Regions from separate parts of the Homo sapiens genome. Here regions 1, 2 and 3 are each linked to region 4. The links are chromatin contacts, found by Hi-C or POLR2A ChIA-PET in ENCODE. All regions are on one chromosome and are shown on one strand. Each heading gives the region's core, a stretch centred on a gene start or an enhancer-like site at or near the end of the contact. The rest is flanking DNA. Distances are from core to core; before and after follow the strand shown. Region 1 holds the start of PTDSS2 (phosphatidylserine synthase 2). Region 2 holds the start of IRF7 (interferon regulatory factor 7). Region 3 overlaps MUC5B (mucin 5B, oligomeric mucus/gel-forming). Region 4 holds the start of CHID1 (chitinase domain containing 1).

What was found. Hi-C counts contacts between places; a loop is a spot of excess contacts on that map. ChIA-PET counts read pairs that join two places held with the same protein, here RNA polymerase II (POLR2A). Pooled maps may share reads with other maps.
Region 1: a loop to region 4 is called in a pooled map, with 4 times the contacts of the local background. The contact joins the promoter of PTDSS2 here to the promoter of CHID1 in region 4. A Hi-C loop is called at or near these places in 2 of 168 maps with a recorded cell type or tissue (CD8-positive, alpha-beta T cell and sciatic nerve) and 6 of 50 pooled maps.
Region 2: a loop to region 4 is called in a pooled map, with 8 times the contacts of the local background. The contact joins the promoter of IRF7 here to the promoter of CHID1 in region 4. A Hi-C loop is called at or near these places in 1 of 168 maps with a recorded cell type or tissue (CD4-positive, alpha-beta T cell) and 3 of 50 pooled maps. POLR2A ChIA-PET finds 5 or more read pairs at or near these places in 2 of 52 experiments (A549 and WTC11).
Region 3: a pooled map shows a loop between it and region 4 (11-fold over the local background). The contact joins the enhancer-like site here to the promoter of CHID1 in region 4. A Hi-C loop is called at or near these places in 4 of 37 single-sample maps with no recorded cell type and 9 of 50 pooled maps. POLR2A ChIA-PET finds 5 or more read pairs at or near these places in 1 of 52 experiments (activated CD4-positive, alpha-beta T cell).

Annotation. Positions count from the first base shown.
Region 1 is chr11:448,986-451,685 of GRCh38, reverse strand. It overlaps PTDSS2 (phosphatidylserine synthase 2), which reads right to left and starts at 1,407. Exons shown (of 12, transcript NM_030783.3): 1 at 1,049-1,407. The coding sequence starts at 1,230. RefSeq lists silencers at 723-812, 823-882, 1,073-1,312 and enhancers at 1,343-1,622, 1,221-1,907.
Region 2 is chr11:614,674-617,199 of GRCh38, reverse strand. IRF7 (interferon regulatory factor 7) reads left to right here and starts at 1,250. Exons shown (of 11, transcript NM_001572.5): 1 at 1,250-1,287; 2 at 1,553-1,855; 3 at 1,941-2,103; 4 at 2,193-2,403. The coding sequence starts at 1,836. CDHR5 (cadherin related family member 5) reads left to right here. Exons shown (of 15, transcript NM_021924.5): 15 at 1-617. RefSeq lists an enhancer at 1,794-2,388.
Region 3 is chr11:1,261,393-1,264,092 of GRCh38, reverse strand. It overlaps MUC5B (mucin 5B, oligomeric mucus/gel-forming), which reads right to left. Exons shown (of 49, transcript NM_002458.3): 49 at 1,921-2,700. The coding sequence ends at 2,485. Among named protein-coding and RNA genes, the nearest start is that of MIR6744, 6.1 kb to the right of the region's middle. RefSeq lists a silencer at 1,454-1,603 and an enhancer at 1,385-1,890. Within about 2 kb of position 1,357, at least 26 of the 41 ENCODE cell types and tissues checked have a DNase peak (open chromatin) inside an H3K27ac peak, as active enhancers do.
Region 4 is chr11:909,485-912,184 of GRCh38, reverse strand. CHID1 (chitinase domain containing 1) reads left to right here and starts at 1,375. Exons shown (of 13, transcript NM_023947.4): 1 at 1,375-1,410. RefSeq lists a silencer at 853-1,692.

The DNA.
Region 1 (2,700 bases), core at 158-2,657, 460 kb after region 4:
CTCCATCAGGCCCTCCTCGCCCCTCAGATTTGCTCTCCGACCATCCCACAGCATGGTTCTCTTGGAAGCGTCCATAAAGCCTTCCTTCCACTGCTGGCCGCAGGCGCCTGTCTCCCACACGTTTTCCTGGGGCTGACCCCACCTCTACTGCCCCTGTGCCCCCGGGCCTTCCACAGGATGGGAACTGGGCACCTTGCAGTCAAGAAGAGCCAAACCCTCCTCTCACGAAGCCTGCTTTCAGGTCGACGGCTTGATCCTTCTCACAGAGGAGCATCGGCAAAGGGCCAGCCCAGGGTCGCAGCTGTCGGGAGTAGGAGCGGCACCTGGAGCCTGTCTGGACACAGAGTGCCACACTCCAGCTGCTCCCGGGGGCCTCTTCCTTTTCCACCCCCATTAAAGGCAGAGTGGCGGACAGGGGGACCCCAAGGTGTAGCTAGGGCTGAGTTGTGCAGGGAGGAGGCGCTGGCCCCGCTAGGGGCAACTGAGGAGAGAAACAGAGCCTGGATTCGACGAACACCGACTACATTCCTGAAGCACGCACAACACTCTGCTAATCAACACGATCGCCACGTGGGGTCGGGCGCGACACACAAGATGATTTCGTGCAGCCGCAAGCACTGAGGAGCAACCACAGGCAGAATGACGGGGGACACAGGTGAAGCTTCGACAGCAGGACAGAGAAAGCGTTTCTGGGGTGACGCTGGAGGCGGGTGGCGGGGAAGGGGTCTGGATCGCAGAACCGCGCGGTCAGAGCCAAGGCGGGCAGGGGTGGGGAGGGCGGCGAGAGAGACGCAAAGCGGCCGCAGGGAGGGTCTGCCCAGGGTCTCCCCCACCTACAGCGCCGCCCTCCGCCCGACCCGGCGTCGGGAGCTCGGTCCGGCCGCTCCCCGGGACCCGGGGGGCGGTGCTGCCACACCCTCAAACCCCCGGCCACAGTCCTGGACTCCAAGACGGCGAGAGGGCGCTGCCGGGGACCCCCAGGCCAGCGGTGCCGGAACCCCCAGGTCGAGGGCACCCTCGCCGCCCCGCGGCCGCCCACTGCCCTCACCAGAAGAAGGTGTTGGTGCCGTCGTCGTAGACCTCGGACTCGGTGCTGCGGCGGCCCTCGCCCGGCCCGGTGGCTTGGCCGGCAGACGGCCCGTCAGGCGGCTCCTCCAGCGAGGCCCTGCCCGCGGGCACCGGGGACTCGGGCCGCGGACCTCCGGCGTCCCTGCGCTCGCCCCTCCGCATGGCGTTTCGGCCCGGAGCCACTCCGCCCGGCGCCTCGACCCCACGCACACCGGGTCACCGGCGAGAGGACGCGCCGCACACAGCGCGAGGAGCGCTGGGAAGGGGTCGCGGCGCTGGCCCGCGGGGTCTTAGGAGAGCAGCGCGGGGCCGGCCAGTAAAGGGTGTGCGGTGCATTGTGGGGCTTGTAGTCCGCGCGGGGCATGCTGGGCCTTGTGGTCCGACGTCGCGGGTTGGACGCAGTGCTTGCTGGGAAGGATGACGCCTGGTTGCTGGGAAACCGGAGCCGGACCGCCCTGCGGCTGAGGTCGCAGGAACCAAGCTGCGGATGGCGCGGGTCTCGCCAAGGCCTCCAGAGCTTGGAGGTAACCACAGACATCCCCGGCGGCCTGGCCCGAGTCCCTCCACCCCTTCGCCCCTTCCTCGCCGACGGATCCCGGAGCCCAGCCCCGTTCTCCTTTTGGGGCGCTTCCCGACCCTTCACCCCATGCGACCCGGGTCATTCCTTTTTGAGACGGAGTCTCGCACTGCCGCCCGAGCTGGAGTGCAATGGCGCGATCCCGGCTCACTGCAACCTCCGCCTCTCGGATTCAAACGATTCTTCTGTCTCAAGCTTCCCGAGTAGCTGGGATTACAGGCGGCCGCCATCACGCCCGGCTAATTTTTGTATTTTTAGTAGAGACGGGGTTTCACTATGTTGGCCAGGCCAATCTCGAACTCCTGACCTTGTGATCTGCCGCCTCGGCCTCCCAAAGTGCTGGGATTACAGGCGCGAGCCACCGCGCCCGGACCGGTCTGGGTCATTCTTTCGCAGGATCGCGTGAAATTGGGCGGGCGAAAATGGTGCGGACACGCTGATTTTAGTTGACCCAAATTGTTGACATGGTACCCTGCAAAAAAATTAGCTCCTGAGCCACTCTGAAAAGCAATGTGGCAGCTCCTCAAACCTGGAAACAAGTGTCCACGCCAAATTTACACACTAGCGCTCCTAGTTGCAGCATTTTGATAATAGCGGCATGTTATTAGCCATAGAGGAGCGAAGCATGCGCATGCTACAGCACAGCTGGACCTTGAAAACATTATGCTAGGCAGGCCGGGCGCGGCGGCGCACGCCTGTCATCCCAGCACTTTGGGAGGCCAAGGCGGGCGGATGACTTGAGGTCAGGAGTTCGAGACCAGCCTAGGCAAAGTGGTGACACCCCATCTTTACTAAAAATACAAAAATTGCCCTGGCATTGTGGCGGGCGCTTGTAATCCTAGCTACTCGGGAGGCTGAGGTGGGAGAATCCCTTAAATCCGGGAGGTGGAGGTTGCAGTGAGCCGAGATTGTGCCACTGCACTCCATCCTGGGCGACAGAGCGAGACTCCGTCTCAAAAAAAAAAAAAAAAATGCTAGGTGAAAGAAGCCAGTCACAGGAGACTACGCATTATGTGATCCATTTGTATGAAATGTCCAGGAAATGCAAATCTATG
Region 2 (2,526 bases), core at 1-2,500, 290 kb after region 4:
CCCCTGTCGTCATTAGCGCTTGAGCCCAGGTGTGCAGATGAGGCGGTGGGTCTGGCCACGCTGTCCCCACCCCAAGGCTGCAGCACTTCCCGTAAACCACCTGCAGTGCCCGCCGCCTTCCCGAGGCTCTGTGCCAGCTAGTCTGGGAAGTTCCTCTCCCGCTCTAACCACAGCCCGAGGGGGGCTCCCCTCCCCCGACCTGCACCGGAGATCTCAGGCACCCGGCTCATCTCAGACCTCCCGCTCCCGACCCTACACAGAGATTGCCTGGGGAGGCTGAGGAGCCGATGCAAACCCCCAAGGCGACGCACTTGGGAGCCGGTGGTCTCAAACACCTGCCGGGGGTCCTAGTCCCCTTCTGAAATCTACATGCTTGGGTTGGAGCGCAGCAGTAAACACCCTGCCCAGTGACCTGGACTGAGGCGCGCTGGGGGTGGGTGCGCCGTGTGGCCTGAGCAGGAGCCAGACCAGGAGGCCTAGGGGTGAGAGACACATTCCCCTCGCTGCTCCCAAAGCCAGAGCCCAGGCTGGGCGCCCATGCCCAGAACCATCAAGGGATCCCTTGCGGCTTGTCAGCACTTTCCCTAATGGAAATACACCATTAATTCCTTTCCAAATGTTTTAATTGTGAGAGTATCTGATATTCTTGACTGAACAATGTAAAAAACCCAAAGGGGGCTGCGCACGGCGGCTCTCGCCTAAATCCCAGCACTTTGGGAGGCCGAGGTGGGCAGATCACCTGAGGTCGGGAGTTCGACACCAGCCTGACCAACATAGAGAAACCCCGTCTCTACTAAAAATACAAAATTAGCCGGGCGTGGTGGTTCATGCCTGTAATCCCAGCTACTCGGGAGGCTTAGGTAGGAGAATCACTTGAACCCGGGAGGCGGAGGTTGTGGTGGGCCAAGATTGTGCCACCGCACTCCAGCCTGGGTAACAAAAGCGAAACTCCATCTCAAAAAAAGAAACGCAAACGGTGCAGCTGCCCCTTTTTCGAGGCACGTCCACCTCCCATTACCCACTTCCTTTTTTTTTTGAGACTGAGTCTTGCTCTGTCCCCTGGGCTGTAGTGGAGTGGCTCCATCTCGGCTCACTGCAGCCACTCCCAACGCCCTCCACTCCTCCCTACTCCGCGCTGGCCGGGGCGGGGTTCCGCTGGTCGCATCCAATAATAAGAACAGGCGGCGCGCGCCCTTCCCGGAAACTCCCGCCTGGCCACCATAAAAGCGCCGGCCCTCCGCTTCCCCGCGAGACGAAACTTCCCGTCCCGGCGGCTCTGGCACCCAGGTACTGGGGACCCCAGACCCACGCGGTGCAGGCCGGGAGCGAGAGCCTCCGTGGGGGCTCCGTGACCCCGGAGGGGTAGAGCCAAGAGCTGGGGGAGCCTGAGAGATGAGGGTCGGGCGGGGAGGGAGGCGGAGGCGGAGGCGGGGTTCCGCGGAGCTGAGAACCGGACGGGGTGGGATCGAGGAGGGTGCGAAGCGCCACTGTTTAGGTTTCGCTTTCCCGGGAGCCTGACCCGCCCCTGACGTCGCCTTTCCCGTCTCCGCAGGGTCCGGCCTGCGCCTTCCCGCCAGGCCTGGACACTGGTTCAACACCTGTGACTTCATGTGTGCGCGCCGGCCACACCTGCAGTCACACCTGTAGCCCCCTCTGCCAAGAGATCCATACCGAGGCAGCGTCGGTGGCTACAAGCCCTCAGTCCACACCTGTGGACACCTGTGACACCTGGCCACACGACCTGTGGCCGCGGCCTGGCGTCTGCTGCGACAGGAGCCCTTACCTCCCCTGTTATAACACCTGACCGCCACCTAACTGCCCCTGCAGAAGGAGCAATGGCCTTGGCTCCTGAGAGGTAAGAGCCCGGCCCACCCTCTCCAGATGCCAGTCCCCGAGCGCCCTGCAGCCGGCCCTGACTCTCCGCGGCCGGGCACCCGCAGGGCAGCCCCACGCGTGCTGTTCGGAGAGTGGCTCCTTGGAGAGATCAGCAGCGGCTGCTATGAGGGGCTGCAGTGGCTGGACGAGGCCCGCACCTGTTTCCGCGTGCCCTGGAAGCACTTCGCGCGCAAGGACCTGAGCGAGGCCGACGCGCGCATCTTCAAGGTGGGGACCCCAGCCCCGCCCCGCCCCGGGTGGGAGAGCCCGCCTAGGACCCCGCGGGCCCGGCACACGTGTTCTGTCCCCCTCTTCAGGCCTGGGCTGTGGCCCGCGGCAGGTGGCCGCCTAGCAGCAGGGGAGGTGGCCCGCCCCCCGAGGCTGAGACTGCGGAGCGCGCCGGCTGGAAAACCAACTTCCGCTGCGCACTGCGCAGCACGCGTCGCTTCGTGATGCTGCGGGATAACTCGGGGGACCCGGCCGACCCGCACAAGGTGTACGCGCTCAGCCGGGAGCTGTGCTGGCGAGGTGAGCGACGCCGGCTGCCAAGGGCGTTGGCATTCGTCCTGCTTGGGCAAAGGGGAACATTCTCTGGGTCAGATTTGTGGTTTTAGAAGCTGTTCTGGGAGAGGCTGCCAGCAGGCCCAGGAC
Region 3 (2,700 bases), core at 108-2,607, 350 kb before region 4:
GCAGTGGCGCGATCTCGGCTCACTGCAAGCTCTGCCTCCCGGGTTCACGCCATTCTCCTGCCTCAGCCTCCTGAGTAGCTGGGACCACAGGCGCCCGCCACCACGCCTGGCTAATTTTTGGTATTTTTAGTAGAGATGGGGTTTCACCGTGTTAGCCAGGATGGTCTCGATCTCCTGACCTCGTAATCCGCCCGTCTCAGCCTCCCAAAATGCTGGGATTACAGGCATGAGCCACCGCGCCTGGCCCACTGTGTTTATTTTTATAGTTACTTGCTCTGGGGCATTGCAGAGCCCTGTGGTTTTGAGTGTGGCCTCGACTTGGGCTGCCTGGATGTGAGCCCAGCTTTCCCCCTGACAGAACCACACCTTTTCATTGCTTTGTGCCTCAGTGTTCCCATCTGTGGAGTGGGAGACACAATAGCAGACACCACACAGGGTATTGTCAGGATTGAATGATACGGTTCTGGGGCACAGAGACAGCACAGCATGGGCCTCTGAGAGGGGTGCTTGTACCCATACACCGACATAAATGGGTCTAAGGAAACCATCGCACCATGGGAATGACTGAGGTTTCGGAAACCATTTGTTTACACGTGGCGGAATGCAGACCCAGGTCAGGCAGTGACCTGGCGCAACCTCCAGACAATCAGCCTCGGAGACGCAGGGTAAACCTATAGAAGCTCACCCCAGTGGTGACCAACCTAGCCCACCGCCCACCAGAGCCCACCTGCAACCTTGTCAGGCCCCTGCCTATCTCCAGCCCAGTCCTGGGGTGGCTGGCCCTGCTGGGCCTCGGCAAGGAGGGCAGGAGAGGCTGGAGCTCTGGAGCGCTGGCAGGGGCCTGGCTGGGCCCCCAGGAGCTGGGAGCTCTGTAAATGTACAGTGTGATGGCATCACTTCCTGGGCAGGGCAGGACCCACCCAAGGGCACAGGGCAGAGGCAGGCCCCGGTGTGGGGAAGGCCCCGCTCTGCACCCACACCACAGGCTTCTGCAGCCAGGCACGAGCATTGCTTTTGTCTCCCCAGGCCACGGTCTGCCTGTAGCCACCCCCTGCCCAGTAGGAGGTCATTTTGTGTCCAAAGCTCCCTGCATCCTGCTATGCCTAGGTCCTGGCTGGCACCACCTTCACTGTCTTCCCTGCCCACACCTGCAGCCCCAGCTGCTGACCCCACCCATCCCACAGGCTCCCCGATACCCTGCTGTCTGCACCGGGTGCTCTCTGCTCTGGACAGAGCAATAGAAAGGAAGGGCAGAAAGCCCTGCCCGTGCGTGTGGAGGCGGGACAGGAGGTGGGACAGGAGGCGGGACAGGAGGCGCGACAGGAGGCGGGACAGGAGGCGGGACAGGAGGCGGGACAGGAAGCCAGCAAGCTCACGTGTCGCTTGCGTAGCAAGTGCCCCAAGGAAAGCATTCCCGGAGAGGTGCGCGTGGAACAGGGTGAAAGGCGGCCCCGCAGGGCCCAGCACCAGCCTGGGAGCATTGCACCTGGCTCCGTGCACCTGCCCTGGGGGGCAGCTGCCTCCCCGCTGACCGGGCCTGGTCGCCTGCTTGCCCCACTGACTGCCTCCATCTTCCTACATGAGCTGGTTTCCTCACACAATCCCCTACACTGGAAATAACAGCCGGGGTGACCTCTGAGTCCTGGCGGCCCCCTGCCCCCTGTCCCCTGGGCAGTGCTCCCACAGCCCAAGACTGACTCTCGGGGTGCCCACAGGGGCATGTGGATGACCAAGCGGCTCCTTGTCCCCCACCCTGCCTGGCCTTCCCAGAGGCTTCCTGGTCCTTCAGTGGCTGCTGGGGGTCCTGGACTGCCCCCCGGATGTGTCCTCCAGCCTGCAGGCCCCAGGCAAGCAGCCCACAGAGGACCTGGACAGCCTGGGAAAGACGGTAGGCAAGAAAAGACGTCAGGACAGGAAACGTACTCAATGCTCAGGGTTTATTTGCAAAACTGGGCTGGGTTGAGCAGAGGGGGCTTTGGGATGCTGACCCCTCTCTGACCTGGCCGTTGCGACCTCAGCCCTGAGTTACCCTGCAGCAGGCATGGACAGGCGGCCGCCTTGCCTGTCGCAGCTTCCTGGCAGCAGCTGGCCTTGCCTGGACCAGCCTGTCTGCCCCAGCGGCCGGACGTGGCCAGCTGGAATCCGTGCTGCGCGGGCGCTCCGGCCGTGGCAGGGACACATAGGCCCGCACATGCTTAGTTTGTTCCAGGGCGTCCCAGTGACATCAGGGAGGGGCAAGGCCAAGGTGGGCCACAGGCTCTCCCAGGGTAGGACTCCTGAGTGGCGCCCTCCCGAAAGGGGTCCTGCTGGCCCCTCACCCTTCTGGGGCCGGTTTCACCCACGGGGTGGGCAGCAGGAGCACGGAGCGCGGGGTGCCACACACAGGCCGGGGGGCTCCGCAGAGGAGGCCCAAGGTTTTCATGATCAGACAATGCACATCCTGGCTCCAGGTGGACAGAGCATGGGGATGGAGGCAGAACGTTCTCAGACAGCAGTGGCCTCCTGGGCCGGGAAGCCACGGGTGTGTGGGGGAGCCATGGGCGCAGGGACACAGAAGGGCGTGCAGCCACACTCATCCACGTGGGTGTAGGTGTGCAGGATGGCTGAGCCGTTAGGACAGTGCAAGGGCACCGTCTCCTCGTGGACCCGCCTCTCCTGGCAGCAGGTGCACTGGTGCTGCATGGCCTGGGCCTCTGCTGA
Region 4 (2,700 bases), core at 126-2,625:
CACCACGCCTAATTTCTGTATTTTTAGTAGAGACAGGGTTCCACCATGTTGGCCAGGCTGGTGTCGAACGCCTGACCTCAAGTGATCTACCCGCCTTGGCCTCCCAAAGTGCTAGGATTAAAGGCGGCGGCTGCCCGATCGATTCTGCAATTCTTTAGCGCCAAAGACCTCTGACCTCAATGAGATCCTAAAATGGCTAAGTGCCTTTCCTAAGAGAAGTTGGATGTTGCCATGGCCTCCTTAGCATTGGGAGGACTGCGCATATGTCCCTGAGGACACCTGCCATAGCTTACTGGGACCCTCTCCAGAGCTCTGCCGACTTGAGGTCTTCACCCCCAAAGGTCAGGCTTCAGGCCACCATCCAGGCCGTTTGCTGAGAGCGAGTGCTAAGCTGAGTAAGAGCCCACAGCTGGTGGGGGACGTGCCTCGCACCGCATGCAGCCCCCAGCCCCTTCTAGGAAAGGCGTGGGCGTCAGCTGGCAGAAAATACCGGGAAGGGAAAGAAGGAAACGTGACTAGAAAGAAAGACAAAGCTTAGTTTAAGGAGAAAGCTCCCAAGCAGCAGAAATGGAGAAGCAGCTGTGCAGGGTGTCTTGGAGCCCACGCGCGCCCCGGGAACGGCTGAGCGGGGCAGGGTGGGGCCCGGCCGTGCGGTTTTCTGTAGGAAACTGCGCTGGGAACGGCTAGGGCTGGGGGTGGGGGTCGGACAGCCTGTGCCGCGTAGAATGCGCGGTGACTCAAAAGTGCTGGCCACGCGCTCGTTCATCCAAGCGCGAGGGGCTGAGTTGGGAACTTGGTTTGCCTCCTGGGGCTCCGGCTCGTGCAATGTGCAAGGCGGGGGTGCGGACCGAGAGAGCGCGCGTTTCGGGCAGTCCCCGCTGGAGACAGCGCAGTGGGCGCCATCGGCCTGGGGATGGAGATGGTCCACTCAGGCGGGGGTCGGGGGGACGCCAGGAGTGGTGACTCCGGGTCCCCGGGGGAGCGTGCCGGGGCGGAGCCCACCGCGCGGTTCTCCCGGCACCGCCGAGCCGGGCAGAGGCCCTGGAGCCCAAGGCCCCGCGCGGCCCCACGCCAAGGGCGCCAGGCCTGCCTAAGAGCCGTGGCGCTGGGAACCCGGCTACCCCTGGGCCGGGAACCTGATAACCAGCTCCAGCGCGAGCACCAGGGGCGCTCAAGGTGAACGCGCCGGGCCCGGGGTCCGCCCCCGGCGCGGCCCCGCCCCGGCCCCGGCCCCGGCCCCGGCCCCGACTTTCGGGCAGCCCTGCCCAGTCCCCTGTCCTGGCCCAGCCCCTCTCCATCCCAGCGTGCCGTGCGCGGCGGCGGCGCGCGGGCGCCTGGGGCGGGACTTCCGGCGCGCTGGAGCGTTTTCCGGCCGTGCGTTTGTGGCCGTCCGGCCTCCCTGACATGCAGGTGAGCCCCGCGGCGGCCGGCCCCTGCTCCTCCTCCTTGCACGGCCTCAGTTTCCCTCCCGCAAAGTGGGCGCGCCGGGCAGCGAGGCTCGGCCCCGGGAGGACGGGCGTGGGGTCGCGGGCGACGCCGGGCGGGTGCGTGAGAGAGAGCAAGTGTGTGAGGGGGCGTGTGAGAGGGTGTGAGGACGAGGGTGAGAGAGGGTTGCTATGAGAGCGAGGGTGAGCGAGAGCGGGGGTGGAGGGCGAGTGTGGACGGGGGCGCGTGTCGGGGGGACCGCGAGTGGGAGGTGGAGCGCGTGCGCTGGGGCGAGCAAGCCTGAGAGCTAGGCGCGCTGGGTGGAAGGGGCCTGAGTGCGCAGACAAGGGATGTGGCCGGCGGGTGAGGAGTGTGTGAGCGCGCGGCTCGTGTGGCAGAGTGGTGGCCATCGGGTCCCCAGGACCCCCAGAGGGAGCAGAGGCAGTAGGGCTCCAGGCGGGCTGCCCTCCCAGTGAGGGGCACGCGGTCCCCGTGAAGGGTGGGCGCATCAGACGCGATCCCACCCACCCTTGGTTCAGCCCCAACCCTTGAAGCTTCCATTGCTGACTGTCCAAACTGGAGGGTGACCCGCCCGCCCGTCCGCCTCGACTTCCTGGGCTCTAGTAATCTCTTAGCCTCCTAGCTACTTGGGACTACAGGTGTGCGCCAGCGCACTCAGCTAAGAATTTTTTTTTTTTTTTGAGACAGAGTCTCACGCTGTCACCCAGGCTGGAGTGCAGTGGCGCGATCTCGGTTCACTGCAACCTCCGCTTCTGGGCTTAAGGGATTTTCCTGCCTCAGTCTCCCGAGTTGCTGGGAGTACAGGCGCACACCACTGCACCCAGCTAATTTTTGTATCTTTTTTAGAGACTGGGTTTCATCACGTTGGCCAGGCTGGTCTTGAACTCCTGATGGGGTGATCTGCCCGGCAGAAAAATATTTTTTGTAGAGACCAGGTCTGGCTGTGTTGCCAAAACCAGTCAAAAACTCCTGGCCTCCCAAAGTGCTAGGATCACAGGCCAGAGCCGCCATGCACCAGTTAGTTCTTCAAAACACAACAGAACAGGAGTTGTCAGTGCGTCCATCGCAGAATAGAGTTAGCTCTGATTGGCTGCTGTCGCTCTACACATGTACACACATGCACAACACATGTGCACACATGACATACACGTGTGCTGGGCTGTGACGTAAAGTGCATTTCTTACTGCTGGTCTCCATGAAAAGCATTGGAAAGCCCCTGCTGTGACTCCCATCATTTCCATCAACACCACCGAG